Linked DNA regions of Mus musculus: region 1 is linked to region 2. The links are chromatin loops, found by intact Hi-C in ENCODE. Cell type or tissue: left cerebral cortex. All regions are shown on one strand. Links, peaks and the distances in the headings refer to the core of each region. The heading gives the core; the rest is flanking DNA.

Region 1 (9,692 bases), core at 1-8,000, 450 kb before region 2:
GGATCCCCAATGGAGGACTTAGAGAAAGGACTGAAGGGGCTGAAGGGGTTTACAACCCCATAGGAAGAACAGCAATATTAACCAACCAGACACCCCAGAGCTCTGAGGGACTAAACCACCAATCAAGGAAAAATCTTGAGTGCCTTCGCCTTTGTGAAATTGTGGCACCATGCTGACAGAGGCAGTGGCAGAAAGTTCTTCAGGTCTAGTGCCCAGCGGGCACTCCACGTGTACTATTAGAGGTGGTCACACCATGCTAGCAGAGTGGAACCACACATGCCTTTCCTTGGACATTTAGCATCTGAGGACCTGCAATAACTATAAGACATCTTACTTCCCACAGGAATACCAAATGCAGTACTGGCTGTCGTATGAGAAGATGGCTTTGTAGAACTGAAAGCAGCAACTAATATCACTACAGAGATGTCCAAGGATGAAATTCATTATACACACATTTCCCCCCACTTTGGGTCGGGGAACCCACTAACAGGAGTGGGGTTTCTTGTCTGGAGATAGGGTTAACATACCCAGCTAGTGGGGATGCCCTTTAGGACAGATACACCCAGCTGTAAATCTTGGAAAGATGATTTAAGAGGTCTCCACTTCCTCTTCTGTGAAATGGGTTAGCATCATCTGCTTCATAGGGCAGTGAGAGGCAGGGTGGGTAAACAATGGCTAACCACAGGGATGCTTCTCTCCATCCCTCTGCATCCCACTTCTACCCCAGGGGATGGGGCAGATGGAACTTTACATACTCATGATCATAGTGACTGAGTACCCTTTAGGCTCCATACTCACATGATGAGGCGCTAGCCACACCCTTCCCCCACCCCCCACCTCCCTGCAAATACCTATGAAAAGGCCAGGCAGGCCCCTAGAACTGTGAGCAATAAATGGATATTACTGAAGCCACTAGCTTGTGGTATTTTGTTAGAGCAGCAGGGGCAGACTGCACGTAACAGGGGTTGAGAAAAGCTCACAATACACTTAATATCCCTCAGCTTTTCTCCACCCAATGGGGAGTTCCAGCCAGAACTAAGGAAGCCTGAGACACCAGCCTCCTTGAAAACCACAAAGCACACTCCTGTTCTGCCTCTGAGATTTGAATCTTATTCACTGGAGGTGTACTTAAATGGGCTCCTAATCATATCTCACTCTGACGACTAGGCTCAGCTGTCTATGAGGCTGAGGGCTTCCTGCTTGGTTTGGGAAAGCCAGAGACAAGCTACTGTCAGCCAGGCCTTCAGCCTCTTACTAAGAGACAGCATGGTATGAAGCTGAGTTCCTGCTTCCACAGAGCTCAAGGCCTCAGACAGGCAGCAGATCTAGAACAACAGAGTGGTCTGGAGTTCTAGACAAACATTGTACCACTCAGAGTTTATCACTAGTCTCTCCCAGAGTTGTACCAGTTTTCTACTGGCTCCTGTTACAAATGGCCACAAACTTAGAGGCTTAGGACACAACTTATGGGCCTTACTGAACTAATCAGGGTGTGAGCAAGTTGCTGTAATTTGGAAGCTGTACAGCAGTGTGAGTGGACAGGCCTTTGGGGGTTGCATATCAGATAACCTGCACATCAGACACTTACATTATGATTCATAACAGTCAAACTTACTGTTATGAAGTAGCAATGAAACAATTTTATGGTTGGGGTTGCTACAACATGAGGAACTGCATTAGAAAGGTTGGTTTTCCTGGAGAGCAGGAAAACCTTGCCAGCTTACAGATGATGCCCACATTCTCTTACTAGCTGCTCCTTACAACTTCAAGGCTAATGTAATGATGGCTGCTGGAGACTCTGATACTCTCCTTGCTTCCCTCTTTCACACTAAAGGATGCTTAGGGCTACACCAGGTCCACCTGGGTAATCTAGGCTAATCTCCCATTTTAAAATCACCCGATATAAAAACAGGTCACCTGGGAAATTAGATTTTATAGATTACAAGAATTGAATGCCTAAGTTCTACTTAATGAGCATAATTTTTTTAAAAGAAAACTCTTTGGAAACGATTGGTCTATCAGTTTCATCATTTTTTTTCTATATAAGTCCACAGCATGATGCAATTAAATTCTAAATAAATAATATGAACTTTAAAAAAAATAAAAATAAATAAAATCACCCGATTAGCAACTTTGTACCTGCTATGCTTCTCCCTTCTTTGTCTCTGTGATGTAGAGTAGGAGCCTGCGCAGCTGTACTTGTGTACATGAGTGCATGTGCAGGCCAGAAGCCAACACCTGTCTCCTCCACAGGAAAGGTAAGTAGAACTTTACTTTTTGAGACAGGGTTTCTCACTGAACCTGCACTTCACTGTTTAGTTACAATGACTGACTTAAGTCCAGGCACTTGGATTTCTAGGTGCAGGCTGCCAAGCCCAGGTTTTACATATGAGCCTGGGGATCCAAATTCAGGTTCTCATGCTGGTGTAGCGAGGATATTTGAATGCGAAACATCTCCCATAAGCTTGCATACCGAAAACATTTGGTTGCCAACTGGTGGCACTGTTTGGGAGGAAGCTCTGGAACCTTTAGGGGATGGAGTGTTGCTGGCGGAAGCATGTCACTGGAGGAAGACACAGTCTCCCCCCACTTGCAGTTTGCTCTTCTGCTTTATATAAGTGAGTGGACAGAAATGAGCTCTCGGCTTCTTCTAAGCTGAGGGCTGCTGTGCATCCACTGCCAATATGGGCTTGCTCTCTGAAACCATAAACTAAGACAACTCTTTTCCTCCATAAGTTGATTGTGGCTTATGGGCTTTTACTGTAGCAACAGAAAAATAACTAATATTCCCACTGAGCCATCTCCTCAAGCTCATACCTGCTATCTTAAATTCAAACATTCACAGGTTCCAGGGATTAAGATATCTTTAGGAGGCCATTATTCTGATAACCAAAGAGTGTCAAGAGAAGTACTGATATAAAACAATTATAAATATTTAAAAATAATTATGTAACAGCTGTTTGCACATTACATAACAGTTGCGATGTGTCTAGGGCTGCATTAGCCACGTCTGCATTAGCTCCCGGAATAAAACGCACACCAGGCCCCAGTGAATACTGTTGTTAGTCTGTGGATGAGGACACTGGGGTTAATTAGCTTGCTCAGGCGCACCTCACTAGCGACTAGGAGGAGCTGGAATCCCAGCTCCCAGGCTTTAGTGCTCAACACCAACACTCCATGTGGCCTCTTAACTAAGAACAGGCGTCTTGGAGGGGTTCGCTCAACTAAGAACAGGGCAAGCATGTTCACTTTTGCAGCACACGAGCTGTCACACGCCACACGCAACAGTCAATGCTCTAACTTTTCTTTGATGGGGTATCTGTGGGGACCGATTAATAGGCTACTTGACCAAGGGTTAGTCTGATGAAGAATATATGCAAATATCGAATATTCTATGCACAGAACAGAAGGTCTTTGAAGTTAGCACTTGCCAAGCTTTAACATGTACAACAGTCATGCAGGAATCTTGTTCGAGGGCCAATTCTAACTCACACAAGGATGAAGCCAGCGTCTCTCTTCAGTAGCTGTCTGCAGGCCACTTTTGAGAAGCAAGTTCCTTAGGCTACAATGTTACTCTCCTATCAAAACTGCAAAACTATTGTTCCTGTGTACAAGTGTCAAATGCCACTAGGCACTCACTGTGTTAAGAGAAGAGGATAAATCAAATGTTTTTTCTCTTAAGGAGGCCATAGTCCCTTACCACCCTAGGAATTTTCTCTGAATTTTACAAATCAAGGGCAATGTCTAATACAAAACAAACTGGGTTAACAACTAAGCCCCTACACGACCACCTGCAGAGAAGTCTTCCACAGACTGACCGGAAGCAGCTATGCTGTGAACACCTCTGTTCAAGGACCTAACAGATGACTCAAGCCAGGATAAAAGCAGATACTTCTGTGACGCTGAGTGGGTGGCAAAAAACTGGTGTCAGTGTGCCACTGTCTGAATCTTAACCGTTTCTCAAAGGCCCGTGTATGCACGGTGTAGGTAGCCCTCTGTCTGGTTCATTCGGAGTTGACAGAGTTTGAGAGTTAGGCTTATTGAGAGCTCCTTTTGGTGTGTGCCCTTGAAGGGCTTCATCATGCCCAAAAGCTACAGGTCCAACTGACCACATACTACCCTGTCCATTTAAATCTCGAGTGTTTGATACAGCAATGAAAACCTAATATACACTGCAACTTCACAAAACCAACAGAACTCACGGACACACAATCATACCTAGACACTATCTTTGGGTCACACTATTCGGCATGACAACAGAACTGTGCTAAGCACTGCAATGCAAGGCAGTAAACAGAAAAGAGGGGAAAAAAAGGCGGCGGCTGAGGAAAGAAACCGCTAGCGTGAGTACTGCAAACAAATGGAAGGGTCTTCTTACCTAAGCCCAAAGCCATTAGTCTAGGGCAAAGCAATTGTTCTCAACTAGTGTGATTTTGATTCTTTAAGGGACATTTGGCAAAGTCTGATGACAATTTGGGTTGTCACAACTGATGGAGTACTACTGGCATCTAGTGGGTAAAGGGCAGAGGTACTACTAAAAAAAAAAAAAAAAATCACACAAGCTACAGAACTGCCCATCACAACCAAGTATTGTGCTTCCCAAATATCAACAGCACCGAGGTTAAAAAACTTTGAGTAAAGAGTCTATCCTAGTCAATGAGTGAGCACCACTCCATAGCTTAGGGCTGGCCATGTGACCATTGTACAATGACTGAAATGTTCTCTAGTCTGCACTGTGCAGCTGTAGTGGTTGGCTCCTGAACACCCAGATTATGGGTAGTGAAACTGACGTGCTGAATTTACAATTTGTACTGATTCATTACTTTGTTGTTGTTGTTGAGACTGGATCTAGCCCCGTGACCAATGCTAATCTCAAACGAGTACAGTATTTCTGCCCGAGCCTTCCAAGTGCCAAATCTCAAGCCTGTGTCACTACTCTGGTTAACTTAAATTTACATAGACACATATGGTCCGCTGTTACCAAGTTGGATGTCTTAACTCCTAATGTTTTTCTAGTTTTACAGGCTGCTGCTTTCTACTCTTCTGAAACCACCTACTCAACTGACTGTTACTAAGATTTGGCTGGGGGAAAAACACGTGCTCTCTCACATACTCAGCAAAACATTACCGAATTAAACATTCCCTATTTCGAACACCTGGAAACACCAGTGCACTATTACACACACGTATACTATTGCAGAAGCGGGGAAGGGCAAATCTTCCCATTTTCACTTGCAAGGGAGGGTGGCCTGACAATCTTCTGAGCATTGGATCACGTGCTTTGACCTATTTCTACACTTGGCCACTTCAGAAGCTGCAAAGAGAAGGCGGGACACCATAAGCAAATTCTCCACCTCCTCAGAGAGGCCACTCTCCGATCTAGCTGGCTTTTGACTGAGGCCACACTGAATGTGTCAGGTACTGCGCTAGGTTCTGCACATACCTTAAGTCAATTCATTTTCACTGCTATCTGGGAGCACCAGGAGGTTAAGACTAGCAAAGATAGGGCTCTTGGATTTCCCGCTCTAAAGCAATGTGCTAAGAGCTGAAACCGGAGAGGTCAATACCGAACCCTCGCCGCGGGCAAGCAGAACCGCTAGGCGCTGCAAAGCCAGGGCGGGGTCCCAGGAGCTCTTACTTCTCGATCTCCAGCGCTGCAACCTTCCGCTTTTCGTAGAGTTTATCATTCAGGGCCCTTACGATGTTGGGAGTGAGCGGCGCAAAATCCTTCTCTGGGTTCATGGTGGCAGCTCGCGCTGCGCCTGGGAGCCTCCAGACACCTTAGCCCGAGGTTGCCTGGGCCGTGCCAGGGCCGGGGGAGTGTGCGGCTCCGCGCGGACACCGGAGCCTGCTCATGGGCTATGCCGCCCAGGGCCCGCCTGCCTCGTCCCGCCGCCACGCGCCGCCTCGGGTCCCCCTGCTCCGACCCTGCTCTCCCACGCGCGACCCGGTCCGCCCCACGGCTCACGCGACCAGCTCCCGCCAGGAACCGGCAACGCTCACTGGGCCGCGGCCATGTTACTCAGGTCACGTGACGCCGCGAGCACTTCCGCCTTCCGCCGACCGAAGGTTCCGCCCCCCCAGGCCACGCCCTCTCGTGCTTGCTGCAGCGGATTGGCCACACTTGTCAGGGATCCACCCCACTCTTCACCTGCTGCTGGCTTCGGTGCGGGTTTTTGCTGAGAGTGAAGAGCAGGTGGTGGGAGCCGTTTCAGGCTCACTGCCAGAGCTTTGCGCAGAGCGGGGGGCTTCTGGAAACAGTTTATAGAGGGAGCCTAACTCAAATTTAATTTATGCATTAATTCTTTGGTCACTTAACAGTCACTTTCGCGTATGCCAACGTTTCCACCATTTTCACCATATCTTAACCATCTGTCTGATTTTACATTTTATTTCTGCGTGTGTGCATGCACCAACGAGCGCCTTTGGAGGCCATAGGGCAACTTGGGAGGGAGTCGGATCTCCCCACCCACTCACCATGTGGGGGTCCCAGGATTGAGCTCCAGTCCGCCAGGTTTGGCGGCAGATGCCTTTGTCTGCTGAGCCACCCCTCTAATCCAATTATTATTTTAGAGACAGGGTCTCAAACTCTCTCTATAGCTGAGGATAGCCTTGAAATCTCGATTCTCATGCCTTTATCTGCTGAGTGCAGGGATTACAGGCAAGCGTCACTACAGTTGATCTTATGTGGTGCTGGGCGTGGAACCCCGGGTCTGGTCAAGTCTACCAACTGAGTCAAACCCTCAGATTGTATTTAATACACATGTGCTACTCAGATGTGTGTGTACATATGTATGGAGATCCGAGGTCAGGTGTCCTCTTTTTTTTTTTTTTTTTGTTTGTCTGTCTGTCTGTTTGTTTTTTCGAGACAGGGTTTCTCTGTGTAGCCCCGGCTGTCCTGGAAGACCAGGCTGGCCTTGAACTCAGAAATCCTCCTGTCTCTGCCTCCCAAGTGCTGGGATTAAAGGCGTGAGCCCCCATGCCGGGCAAGGTGTCCTCTTTTGCTCTTATTTTTCCACCCTTATTGAGACAAGGTCTTATGTGTCCTAGGCTGGACTCTATGCATAGTGATTAAAAAAAAAAAGTCCTGGCTAATTTTTATGTCAACTTGATACAAGCTAGAATCATCTGAGAGGAGGAAGCCTCAATTGAGAAAATGCCTCCATTAAGATTGGGCTGTAGGCGAGCCTGTAAGGCATTTTCCTAATTAGTGATTGATGTGAGAGGGTCCTGCCCACCATGGGTGGGTCCACACTAGGCAGAGGTTGCTGGATTCTATAAGAAAGTAGGCTGAGCAAGCTTTAAGGAGAAAGCCGGTAAGTAGCATTCCTCCATGGCCTCTGCATCAGCTCCTGCCTCTATGTTCTTACTTTGAATTCCTTCAGCGATATAAGCTATATGGCGAAATGAACCATTTCCTCCCCCAAGTTACTTTTGGTTTTGGTGTTTTTATCACAGTAGTAAAAACCTTAATAAGATAATAACTGAAAGGTTAGGTTCCTCAGGCCTCCACCTTCCTTATTGCTGGGATGACAGGCGTGGGCTACCACACTGGGTTTATGTGGTGCTGAGGACAGAGTGGGAGGCTTTGTGCATGCTAGTCACCTAACTGAGCTACACGCCCAGTCCCGACCTTTTCTGTAATGAGATCTTTCACTGAACCTGAAACTCATGGATTTGGCTGGGGGGCTGACCAGGGAGCCCTAACTGGCCCGTTTCCACCTCCCTCACCTCCCAGTGCTACAGTTAGAGACCACAAGCTCCGCCTGACCAGGTGTTTAAGTGGGTACAAGGAATTTCAAGACAGGTCTTTGGGCATGTGTGGCTAACACCCTACAGGTTAAACCAACTCTCTGGTCCCTCGAATCTATTTCCTTTTAAAAGAAATCTTAAACTTTCACCTCATCCTTGCTTGTGCCCTGAAGTGAAAGATTAAAATGTTTCTTAAGACATATTAAAATATTAGCCATTTAAAAGTGGTATTATCATCCCCTTGGCAATGGGCAGAAAGATACCTTGTTGGTGTTGTTTTTAGTCAGGGGGGCAAAACAGATGGCAGTTCCTTATTCATCCTGGTTTGATCCTGGTTTGGTGTCCAAAGTTGTTTCAGTCCTCTGTGAGGTGGCTCAGGGAGCGTGATACCTTCCCCCGACCTTGCCTCTTTGCCACCCTTGGCAACTGGAAGAGCTGGCCCATCTGGGGTCATGAGAGCAGGTGACCTGGCCCTATCCCTGGCCAGCTGCAGCGTACTTCACCCCCTGCCTCACCTTGGCAGCATAGTAGGGCTAGCCCTGGTCAAGGGATGTGGGTAAGCCAGCCCGAGGGTGCAAATTCAGGAGAGATGGCCCTATCACTCTGCCATGGCATGGGTGTGGGGGTGATGCCCCCCAACTCCTCAATCACCTGTGGTAGTAGAGCAGGTGAGATGGCCCTGTCCCTTGCCAGTTGTAGTACTTGTGAGAGTGGGCCCTGCACTGTACCTGGGCAAAACAGTGGAGCTGGTCCTGATGTTGAAGACATGGGTGAGTCAGCCCCAAGGGTGAGAGAGTGGAAGAGCCAGCCCAGCTCCTCACGAGCTGCAGCACAAGGACCCTGTGTCTTGACTGGGCACAATGGAGCTGGTTCTGGAGGCATGCATGTAGGTGACCCCGCCCTGAGGGCATGACAGCAGGAGAGCTGACCGTGTCTCCTGCTGATGGTGGCATTGGTTGGCCTGGCCAGAGCAGTGCTGGAGTTTGCCCTGTTGGTGCAGATAAGGGAGAGCTGGTGGGCTGGCCAGCTCTGCTACCACAGGGCTCAGATCCAGGGCTCTGAGATGCCCCACCCAAAAATCTTTATCATCTGCCAATGGTTGGACTGCATGAAAGGGCCAGTCCTGCTGTCCTAAAGCTACAGGAACTCCATGACACAGGGCAACGACGGGGTGACTGGGAGGAGTCCTGATGAGGATCCATTATTGATGGTGTCACAGAAGCCAGAGATCTTGAACCAGACTCATTATAGTGAACATTTGCAAATAAAGATGTATGGACAGAGGCATATACTATGGGACACACTGTGGCATGGTACAGTTTCCACAATGAGATGTTTTCTATGCTTTTTTGGGGGATGTATGTTTTTCATCTTGTGCAAGGGTGAAGGGCAGATATGAGGGAACAGGGAGATGGGTAAGACTGGGGTACATGGTGTGAAACTAACAAAAAAAAATCAATAAAAAGCAAAAAAAAAAGTGATATTATCTCCTAAAGTTGCAGGTACTAACTGTAACAGACCCCTAGACCTTGTCACAATTGATACCACGGTGGAAGTACCACTTAGGCCATAAAACTCAGCTTTCACACAGCACCACCTGCCAAAATAAAAACAAAGGCCTAATCCATCAAAATCCATAGTTCTGGAAAAGTCTCCAAATGTACTAACCTTGTTTTTGGCTTCTGTAGTTCTGCTTCTGCCTAACTGTTCTTGCTAACTGAAGAATGTCAACCTAGGATGTCGGTTTTGTACTTAAAAGCTCATTCTGAGAAAGGCTCAGGGCTACACTGGGATCCCAAACACCCAGTGTAGTCACTGACCAGCTAATGAAGACTTGGCTTAAACTGATGTCCGAGTAGTCTTCTCTGGTGGATGCCCCACAATGCTGACAGTGGCTACCAGCCCACCATGTGGGAGTCAGAGTGCAAGTTTATGCTCTG
Region 2 (9,839 bases), core at 888-8,887:
CTGAAGGGAAAAGTAGGGTCTGTGAAGGGCTGTGAAGGGCTGGCTCTGTCTGGCGCTCTAAGAGGAAGGAAAGGGAAGCTTTGGTTCCTAAATGTTTCCCAATGCTAGCTCCCATGGGGCGGAGGAAAGAAAGAAAGAAAGAAAGAAAGAAAGAAAGAAAGAAAGAAAGAAAGAAAGGAAGGAAGGAAGGAAGGAAGGAAGGAAGGAAGAAAGAAAGAAAGAAAGAAAGAAAGAAAGAAAGAAAGAAAGAAAGAAAGAAAGAAAGAGAGAGAGAGAAAGAGAGAGGGAGAGAGAAGGAGAGAGAGACAGGGAGGGATGGAGGAAGGAAGGAAGGGAGGGAGGGAGGGAGGGAGGGAGGGAGGAAGGAAGGAAGGAAGGGGAAGAGAGAAAAGAAGGAGGGAGGGAGGGAGGGAGGGAGGGAGGGAGGGAGGGAGGGAGGGAGGGAGGGAGGGAAGGAGGAGGCAGGAAGCAAGCTGCCATGAGAAGTCTTCATGGCTATGTGTATTGACTAGTGTAACTAAGTCCTACAATGCTTCAGGCTCAGCTTGATCTAGCAGCTCGAGTGATGGCACCTGGGGCCCCATTTCTTTCAGTCCCTCTATCCTGCCTTTTGTAAGAATGGTTTGATCCTCAGTGTCTTCTCTCTCTCTCTCTCTCTCTCTCTCTCTCTCTCTCTCTCTCTCTCTCTCTCCCTCCCTCCCTCCCACTCACGGCCACTCTAGCGTCTTCCCTTGGATAATCAAGATGGCTGCTGCAATTCCAGACTTCCCAGTTTCCTGCCAACCAGCAAATCAAGATGCAGTCCCTGCAGCTCTGTCCACTTTGGGACTTGATATCTTCACCAAAGCGGTGACCTGGACTGGTGGGGATAACTGTGCCCTTTAGATGAGACTCTCTGTTGCTTGCCTCAGTTTTCCTACTTGCAATAGCATCTGCTTATCATGCCCAGGTCATGCAAGGTTCATCCTACATGTTACCTCCCCTAAAACTCCTAACACCTTCCAAGGCTTTACCAGGGCTGAGAGTGTGGCCACCTCACCTGGGGTCGCACGGCTGGCACCTGACAGTGCTGTTGGCATCCAGGAGTCAAGACAGGAGTGTGATTCAGGACCCTGAGCCCCTGACCCCTGTGTGTCTGCATTTTGTAACAGGAGGTCACTTAACAATCACCGACCTCCTCCCATCCCTGCTCTTCTGACATGTGTCACTATGCTCTGACCGAGGTCCCTTGTGCACAGGGAGATGGTTTTGTTTTTTGTTTGTTTGTTTTGTTTTGTTTTGTTTTTGTTTTTGTTTTTTTCCCCAAAGATTCCAAGCTTAAGACTGGGTTACTCAAAAGTCCTGTTCCCATCTCTGGGTTCCTCTGGACTCTATTCTCACCACCACCTCGAGCCGTTTCCATGGAAACTGCTGGGCTCCTGCATCCCTTTCATCCTCCTTTCTGGGAAGCCAGGCCAGCTCGCTGGCACCCTGGTAGCCAGGCCTGACCATTATAAAGACCAAAGAAGCAATATCTGGAAAAGGCATTTGCAGGTCGAGGGAGGCCCTAGGATGTGCTCCCAGTGTCCTTTGAAGTGTTCCAAAATAACACCAGGTGCTCGGAGGGACACTGCCAGTCAGTGCTGCCCACCATGGGCTGCGAGGTGTTTGCCGGCCCATCTCTGGCATCTCAGATTTGGATTCTTTACTTCCTGAGTACCTGGGAGAAAGGCGTCATGGGGGAAAATCTGTTCACTGTACCCCCTTGTGTCAGCAACAGCCCTCAGAGGGGACAGTCAGAGGACTGGGGATGGTGGTACAAAAAGCCACACCCAATCTGGTTCTTTTGGAAAAGAAAGGATCTAGTCACTGGTCAACTGGGAGACACTGGGAGACACTATACAGAGCACTGGTAGCTGGGGGCCTAGGGAGTATTTTCTAGATATTGCCTAGGAACATGGCCTCTGACATTCAAAGATCTTGGTTCCCAAAGGAGACAAAGTGACCTCAGCACCCGACTCTGCTAGGCCCTACTTGGGTATTGTTTCCTCCCAGCCTTGGTTTCTTTATCTTGAAGAAAAGTCTAAATCTTATATAGAACGCCTAAGAGGGTAGCTGTGAGGGCCAACAAACGTTACAACCACTGGTGAAGGCACATACAGACACCAGCATCTACCACCACCACAGTCACAGCCACAGCCACCGCCACCATCACCACCAACCACCACCACCACCACCACCACCATCACTACCACCACCACCATCACCACCATCACCACCACCATCATCATCACCATCATCATCACAGCTGTCATAAGACTCAGACAGAAGTCCTGGAAGAGCAACGAAACCTCAGACATTTGAAACCATGTGAGACTTTCACGGTCAGTGGCCTCAGCTGGAGGTTGGGCAAGCTAAGCAGACAAGAGGAATCTGGCTCCCATGTTGCCAGGTGTGGGCTAGGGCCAGTCTCTCAGAATGTCGGGAAAAGTTCCTATTGCTCATGTTGGTACCAGCATCTACTCTTTCATTTAGCCCTGACCACACACAGGACCCTTGACTACATCATTTGTGGTCCTTTGTGAGACTACTGGAGTTCTCAGAGACTGAACCACCAACCAAAGAACACACACAGGCTGGACCTAGGCCTCCCTGCACATATGTAGCAGATGTGCAGCTTGGTCTTCATGTGGGTTCTGAACAACTACCCCAAAACAACTCTTGCGGGAGAGACTACCCCAAAAGCCATTGCCTACATACGGGATTTTTTTTTTAAGCTGGGCTGCTTTGTCTGGCCTCAGTGGGAGAGGATGAGCCTAGCCTCACAGAGACTTCATGTGACAAGGTGAGGGGGTACCCAGGGGGCCCCCACCTGCTCAGATGAGAAGGGGACAGTGAATGGGGGAAGAATTGTGGGAGGGGGTGACTAGGAGGGGGCAGTGAAAAGTATGTAAAGTGAATAAGTAAAATAATAATAACATTCATTATATAATTATAATAATTGACTATTAATTATACAATTATTATATGATTGTATAATTAATAATAATAATTAGAATAAAAAGAGACTATTTTATTATTACCAACATCTTTATTTTTGCTAAGGTTCAAGGAAGTTAAACCTCCTACCCAAAGCCTTCCAATTAGTTATTTGGCTTTAAACTCACCGATATCTCACTCCAAGGCAGGGACTTCTAATACCTAAGTGACTTTTGCAGGACTGAATTTGAGTATAAAGGAGCTTGTTTAAACCCTTTGGTCCCCCATGAGGGCACACGACCGAGACAAGCAAAAATGGCCCCCAGAAACAGACTCTCTTGGTGCCTCCAAAGTGAACAATGGAGACTGTCCCGATGCATCATTTGGGGTCCACAGTGGTCAGTCCTTTGTAGTCATACCCGGAGCCATCTTCCCCTGGCTTCAGCAGCCCTGGGAAGGAAGACTCGGGCACTGCCTTGGATGTTTACAGACCCAGCAAACAGCTTCTGCCTGCATACCCAGGCTGGGAGGGAGCCAGAGGCAACTCCAAGGAACCCCGAGGGCAGATGCTAGAGCCAGGAGGTCTGAGGCTAGTCCCTTGGGTGCCTAGGAGTTTAAAAGCTGGTATTCTGGAAACATCACCTATCTCATCTGCCCCTGGACCTCACCCTGGCATTCGCCCTTCTAGGAAGCAGTAGCAACTTCGGGGTGGGGTGGGGGTTGCAGAAAGCTAAGAGTTTGAATCTGGAACAGACTCCAAAGGCTTCCGTGTTAAAGGCTTGGCTTCTAGTGGGCCGGGTGTTCAGAGGTGGGATTTGGGGAAGGGAAAGTGGATGGATGGTTAGGGCTTTGACTTCCTCTCTGGATCAATCCATTGACAGGTCCATAACTGAATACACTGAAGGAGATAGGACTAACTGGGAGGTAACAAGTCATTCGAATGTCCATGGAGGCTGTGTCTTGTTCTCTTGTCTTCCTCCTCTCCTTTCAACTCCCTCCCTCTTTTTCACTTCCTGGCCACAAGATAAGGAGCCTTCTCCCCCCCACAGGCCCCCACCATGACATTCTGCCTATGACAGCTCCCTTGAACAATGAACCAAATTTGCCCACAGACTGAAACCTCTAATAAACATTTTTACTCCTTGAACTCGACCTCCTCTGGTATTTTACCATGGCGATGGAAAGCTGACCAGTGCTCCCTCTGATCAAGGAATCCTTTCCAAGCTCACCAGAGAGCACAAGCATAAAGGACAGGAACACAGACTCATGTAATCCCCAGAACAATCCAAGATGTCAATACCCACACACCCATTTTACAGACTCGGAAAGCCAAGGCACAGACAGGCTGTGTAAGCCAAACAACGTTGTGGAGGTTTTGTTGTTGTTTGTTTAGGAACTAGACCCGAGGAGTTTGATTCTATTGCAACTGTTCTTTAGGACTGAGCCTTCTTGCCTTCTCGAAGGCAAGACTCAGGCTGGGGGACTCTAGCTTAGTAATTTCTCAGCCCTGGCAGCAAGGAATGCTGGGTTACAGAAGCCCCAACAGTTAGCCTATTTTGCTGCGTCTTTCCCAGTCTGTTCTTGTAAACAACCTCAAACTGTGTGCCTGGGCAACACACCAGCAGTTTTGAAACTTGGGCTCCATGTTGCCCTTTGAGGTTAGCTCCGAGCTACCTCAACCTGACCCCAGGAAACAGCCTGCTCTTCTCCGCTCCCCCCCCTCCCCCCCACCCCACCCCGGGTTCTCCTCTCCCCTAGCGACCTGCTTTAGATTCTCACCTCCTTCTCTTTTGCTCTCCCTTCGAAGGCAGCTCAGCTAACACTCATTAGCACATGTTAATGAGCAGCAATTCAAGTCTCTGTCCTTCTTTTTAGGGGCAGGGTGCTTGCTGTTGCTCTGAAGGTAAGGTGTCCAAGAAGCAAGCACACACTGCAGACCTTTAGAGTAGGGAGGATATGGGACGGAGGCTGGCTCTCTGATTGAGGAGACCCCACGGTGTGCTGTGCTTGCTGTCTGTTTTCTTTAACAGAAGTTCAGCACATCTTTGGGTCAGAGTTTACCGCCATCTACCTACGGGACTACGGGAGGCTCCAGTCTGCTACTACCTGGATAAAGGTCTAAAAGTCTGCAGGATGTGACAGATACCGGAGGGAAGTGGGTTACTGAACAGTGGAGTAGTTCCTCCATTCCCATCTGAATCCTCATTGCACCTTGTCGATTCCAGTTGTCCACCTACGGTAAAACCTTGAGAACCCTGCTTTCCTGCAATCCTGGTACCCCTCGAGGGAGTCACAGGACAGGAAGAGTTCTGGGCTCAAATCTTAGCTTTGCTACTTGTTAATAATGCTATTGCTGCGACTAGAAACTGGGTGTGCTCAAGATGGACAGAGGGAAGGGAAGGCAGGAGCTGCCTCTCCCCATTTCCAGCTAAATACCTGCGGTGTCCCCGGAGGGCACCCAGAAGTCTCATTGAACACTCTCTCCCGGTCCCCAGGAACCCTGGCAGAGAAGAGCCCCCGCCCGTGCAGCGCCGCGCCCTGCGCGATTCCCTGAGTGTGCGCGCCCCCTTCCGGCGGCCCGACGCGGCGCAGCTCCGGGCTGCATATAAAGGCAGCGTGGCGCGCAGCCCCAGCGCGAGAACCAGAGCCAAGCGGCACCGAGTGACAGCGCGCTGAGAGAGAGGCTTAAGATCTCCGGAGCGGCTCGCCATGGCTGGCCCGCAGCAGCAGCCCCCTTACCTGCACCTGGCCGAGCTGACTGCATCCCAGTTCCTGGAAATCTGGAAGCACTTTGATGCTGACGGTCAGTAAAGCTCCCAACTTCTGGGCCCCTTGACCCTCGGGGACCTGAGCTTGGCAAAGGGGTCAGGGGCATGGCTCAATGCGGGTAGGTATGCTTCGCCCCCAAGTGGTTTGTTCTGTGGCAGAGCCTGCTGGGGTCTTGAGTTCGGGGAAATGCCCGGCTGCCCTGGTGGCAACTGTCAGTAAGTTTTCCCAATGCAGGGTGGCCAGGGCCCAGGTTCTGAGCAAGTCTGAGCGTTCCCAGAGAGGAGGCCTAGGCAAAAAAAGGCTCCCATGACACATTCCCCTGCCTCCTTCCTCACCTTTTCCTTCAAGCTAACGCCCTGCTTCCAGTCCCGTAGCCACAGGTCTCCAAACCTCACTCTCCCTTCTTGCTTCTTACCCCCATCACCAGTTTCAGAGGCTCGAGAAAGCTGAGCGTCCTGAAGGGAACCTGGGGGGAGGGGGCGGCTCCCCTAGCCTGGTTGGCCAGGAGCAGGAGTAGAGGATGCATTGGGGGCTTTTTTTTTTTTTTAAACAAACCAAGGCTTTCTTTATCTATTTTTTTTTAAAACCCTACCAGTATGTGGGTTTCCCAACTACAGCAGCAGCGGATGTGGTGGGAGGGTCCTGGTATTAGCCCCCAGCCTGCTACCTGGTAATATAGATTCCTGGGTACCCTGTGAGTCTGTAGATGGGGGTGGAGGGGAGTGGTGTCACACTCCAGTGACCAACACTCCACTACATGGTCTTGACAATGACCAACCCAAAAAGTGAGGTCCAGGTGAATGGTTTTGGAGGTGGCTTCCAGACCTGGGATTCTAAGTGTCTACAGTCTTATCTGACTCAAATATAAAAGAGCACACACACCACCCCGTCCCTCACCTCTCCTCTGTTCCCACCCCCCAGCTTCTGATATTGCCCGAGACTTTTCTATCACTCAAGAAAAGAAAAGGAAAAAAAAAATTCAATTCACCCTCCAACGCCTGGCTAAGATGAACACCCAGAATGCACTGGCATCTCAGACCTGTTGGCAGGGTGGTGGCTCAGTGGCCCTGTTTATCCCGGGACTGAGAGGGAGGGGGCAGGGAATAGTCTTATCGGTTAGCAACTCCCTACATTCTCTCCTTCCTCTCCGAATCCCCTTGGTAAGGTATGAAAGTGGGTGCACAGAGGTCCTCTGCTCCCAGTGTCTGCCTTGGCAAGGAAAGGGTTAGTGTCTGAGGATGCCAGTGGGTGAAGTTTCCTTGGAGGCAACTGAGAAAGCTGGAGGGGTTGAGGACTAGGTATCTGGATACTGGGGGGTGGGGGTGGGTGGGGGGGATGGTGATCTGCCCGAGAACTACTGATACTGAAGGTGGTGCCTCAGTTTCTCAGTCTGAAAAATGGGGCCAAGGAGAGGCTGCCTTTCCACTTCCCTGCTTCTGGTGCCCAGCTCCCTGATGGAAGGGGCTCTGACAGCAGCCTCACGGCCTCTCATCACTGCGTTGCACACGGGACATGCTTTGGCCAGTGTATCTGCACCAGAGACTTGGCGCGAGGCAAGGAAAGTTACCAAGCTGTCAGGGTTATACCACTGGCCTCCTGCTACATGAGTCAGCTAGAAACAGCCGACTCCACGTCTACTTTTCCCTGGGGGCCATCAGTGATCCTTTCAGTCATTATGAAAACCTTATATTTAGTCTGTTCTGAGATACCGAGTTTTCTAAAAGAAAAACAAACAATTGCACCCTTTTGGTCCCACCCTGAGATGCTTCCTGGCAGAGTCCCCTTGTGCAGTTGAAGATGATGCAGGACTTGGGTGGTGGTGGTGGCTCCCAGCTGGGGCTAGCGTCCATTCAAGTGGACTCCTACTAGGATAGAAAGAGGGTTTTTTTTTCTAGGACTAGCCCACAAAAGATCCTCAGCCCTGCTTTGGAGGTGGGGGGTAATTCCTTTTTATCCCAGAAAGGGACCCCTGCATACACACCCTCAAGGAAGTCCCAAAGTGGGCCCAGAACTGAAATCGATATGAAACGAAAGGGCATAGATGGAGAAACTGGGATTCCACTGAGGGATCTAGAAATAAGCCTGGGACTGCCTTTCTCGGTACCTTGGTGGCTGGCCCTCACCTTGGCCTCTTGAACACCCCAAGGCTGCAGATGAGCCCAGCCCCTCATCACCTGCCCTACTCTGGCTCTGTCTGAGCCTCTCTCTCTTTTTTTTCTCTTGTCCTGGCTTCTGTTTGCAACGTAGGGATCTGTTGTAGGTTTGTTACTCCACTACCTTAAAAACCTCTGGGAGACTCTCCACAGCTCCCAGAGTCCCTGGAGGAAGCTCACTGGAGCCCAGTTAATCATAGGCACCAGGGAGAGGAGCCACCTCGCTCCTGGACTCTTGTAAACAAAGGAGACTTTAGAAAAGATCTTGGTCCAGTGAGAGGAGAGCTGGGGCTGGGTGTGGTGACCCTTACTCAGCCCCTTTCAAGTCAGAAAGAAGAGGTGCTACCTAGTCCTTCCATTCGAAAAGACTGTACTCAAAGAGGTCACTAGCAGTGGGGATGGAGAGCAGGTATTTGAAAAGTCAGAAGCTGAGCAGGAAAGGGCCAGGGATCGCTCCTAGCCTCCTAGACCACTCAACTCTTCCTCATAGGTCACCAAGAGTGGACAGTGGGAGCCATCAGTCTCTCTGATGCAATATCAGGACCCAGTGAGGCGGCAGCCAAACCTCCCTATGCCTTAGTAGGCTCTGAGGATTTTCTACATGTCACCTCCATGCTCAGGGTGACACAGTATCTGAAGCCATCACGCTGTTGCTTCCTGGTCACTTTGTCAGCAGTTCTTTGACTCTATAAGATCCAAGTGGCTGTCAGGCCTGGTAGCACAGGCCTATGCCCGACAGCTTGGGAAGAGGACTGCAGATCCAAGCACTGCCTGCATCACAGAAGAATGAGTTTCAGGCCAGCCTGGGCAACTTGGTGAGAATCTTATCTCAAAATAAAAAGGAAGAAGAGGGCTGGAGATGAAGCTCTGTTTATCTAAATGTTTATCTTCTGAGTAGCAGGGTTTAGGTTCAGTCATCAACAACACAGTGAGAAAGAGGGAGACGGAGAGGGACAGACAGACAGACAGACAGACAGACAGATGGATGAATGGAGGGAGGGAGGGAGGGAGGGAGAGAAAGGGTAAGGGAGGAGAAGAGGGAAAGAGAGAGAGAGAGAGAGAGATTCAGGTGGCTGAGATATGGATGCCCAAGTCAGAGTTTACATACCATCTCTGTGTGGTTCTGACAGACATTACTCAGGCTCCTAGTCCACTGATAATCTGTGAGGAGCCACGTTGTGGCTCAGCAAAGAAATAGAGGTGTTTTCTGTCAGCCTTCCAGAAGCAATCAGAATGCAGACGAGAAAGAGGAGCAAGCAGACATTCATGGGCCAAGAGAGGTAGCATTTGATCCGGGCTCTTGTCCTAAATACGTAGAAAGGTGCACAAGCAAGAGAGCCTACGAAAGGAGTTACTTGAAAGTAAACAACAACAAAAACAACAAAAAGTGGATTCTAGTCAGCTCCATTGTAGGACAGCACAGAGCCATCAAAGTGAGATGGAGTCGATGCCACTTAAGCAAGGCACAAGGTGAGCTGAGTTTACTATGTAAGAAGGAAAATAGTTGTATGGACGCTTTCTTTCTCAGGAAGAATGTACACCTAGCTACAGGTAACCCACAGGGGGCTGTCAGAGTCTTCTGGGCCTTGTCTGCTTTCCAATAGCCTTGGTGGGTGAGCTTCTCAAAGCCTTTTAGAAGGACTAGACCTTGTTCCTTATCTGTGTGGAGCTCGGATCCCCCACCCCATACGCCGAGGACTTTGAAAGTTAATAATAAAAACGGGCCATTCCATATCGAGGGGGGCTCTGCCAGGATCTTCTCTCCCTAACCCCAGTGGTTCTAACTGGGTGTCCTGCAAACGCCATAGCACCAGGGAGCCAGAACCAGGGGTCCAGGCCTTCCCAGAGTCCTGTGCATCGCTAGTTCTGTTTCTAGGAGAGGGAAGAGGGGTCGTGGGTGAGGCCCTGAGTTCCATACTTAGCAACACACACATATGTACAGGTGTGCACACCACACCA

What was found. Hi-C counts contacts between places; a loop is a spot of excess contacts. Peaks named below come from ENCODE experiments on the same cell type or tissue, not always from the same donor. Only the 100,000 strongest peaks of a DNase experiment are listed, where the experiment ranks them.
Region 1: a loop joins it to region 2, with 2.4 times the contacts of the local background. A loop is called at or near these places in 1 of 42 quality-filtered maps.

What each region holds. Positions count from the first base shown.
Region 1 is chr8:110,614,940-110,624,631 of GRCm38, reverse strand. It overlaps Vac14 (Vac14 homolog (S. cerevisiae)), which reads right to left and starts at 6,065. Exons shown (of 19, transcript NM_146216.3): 1 at 5,639-6,065. The coding sequence starts at 5,742. In left cerebral cortex, for the core only: a CTCF peak has its summit at 4,514; DNase peaks (open chromatin) are centred at 3,932, 5,109 and 6,069; H3K4me3 peaks cover 2,048 bases; H3K27ac peaks cover 1,062 bases.
Region 2 is chr8:110,163,966-110,173,804 of GRCm38, reverse strand. Calb2 (calbindin 2) reads left to right here and starts at 5,593. Exons shown (of 11, transcript NM_007586.2): 1 at 5,593-5,761. The coding sequence starts at 5,668. In left cerebral cortex, for the core only: a CTCF peak has its summit at 5,527 (motif pointing left); DNase peaks (open chromatin) are centred at 1,417 and 5,552.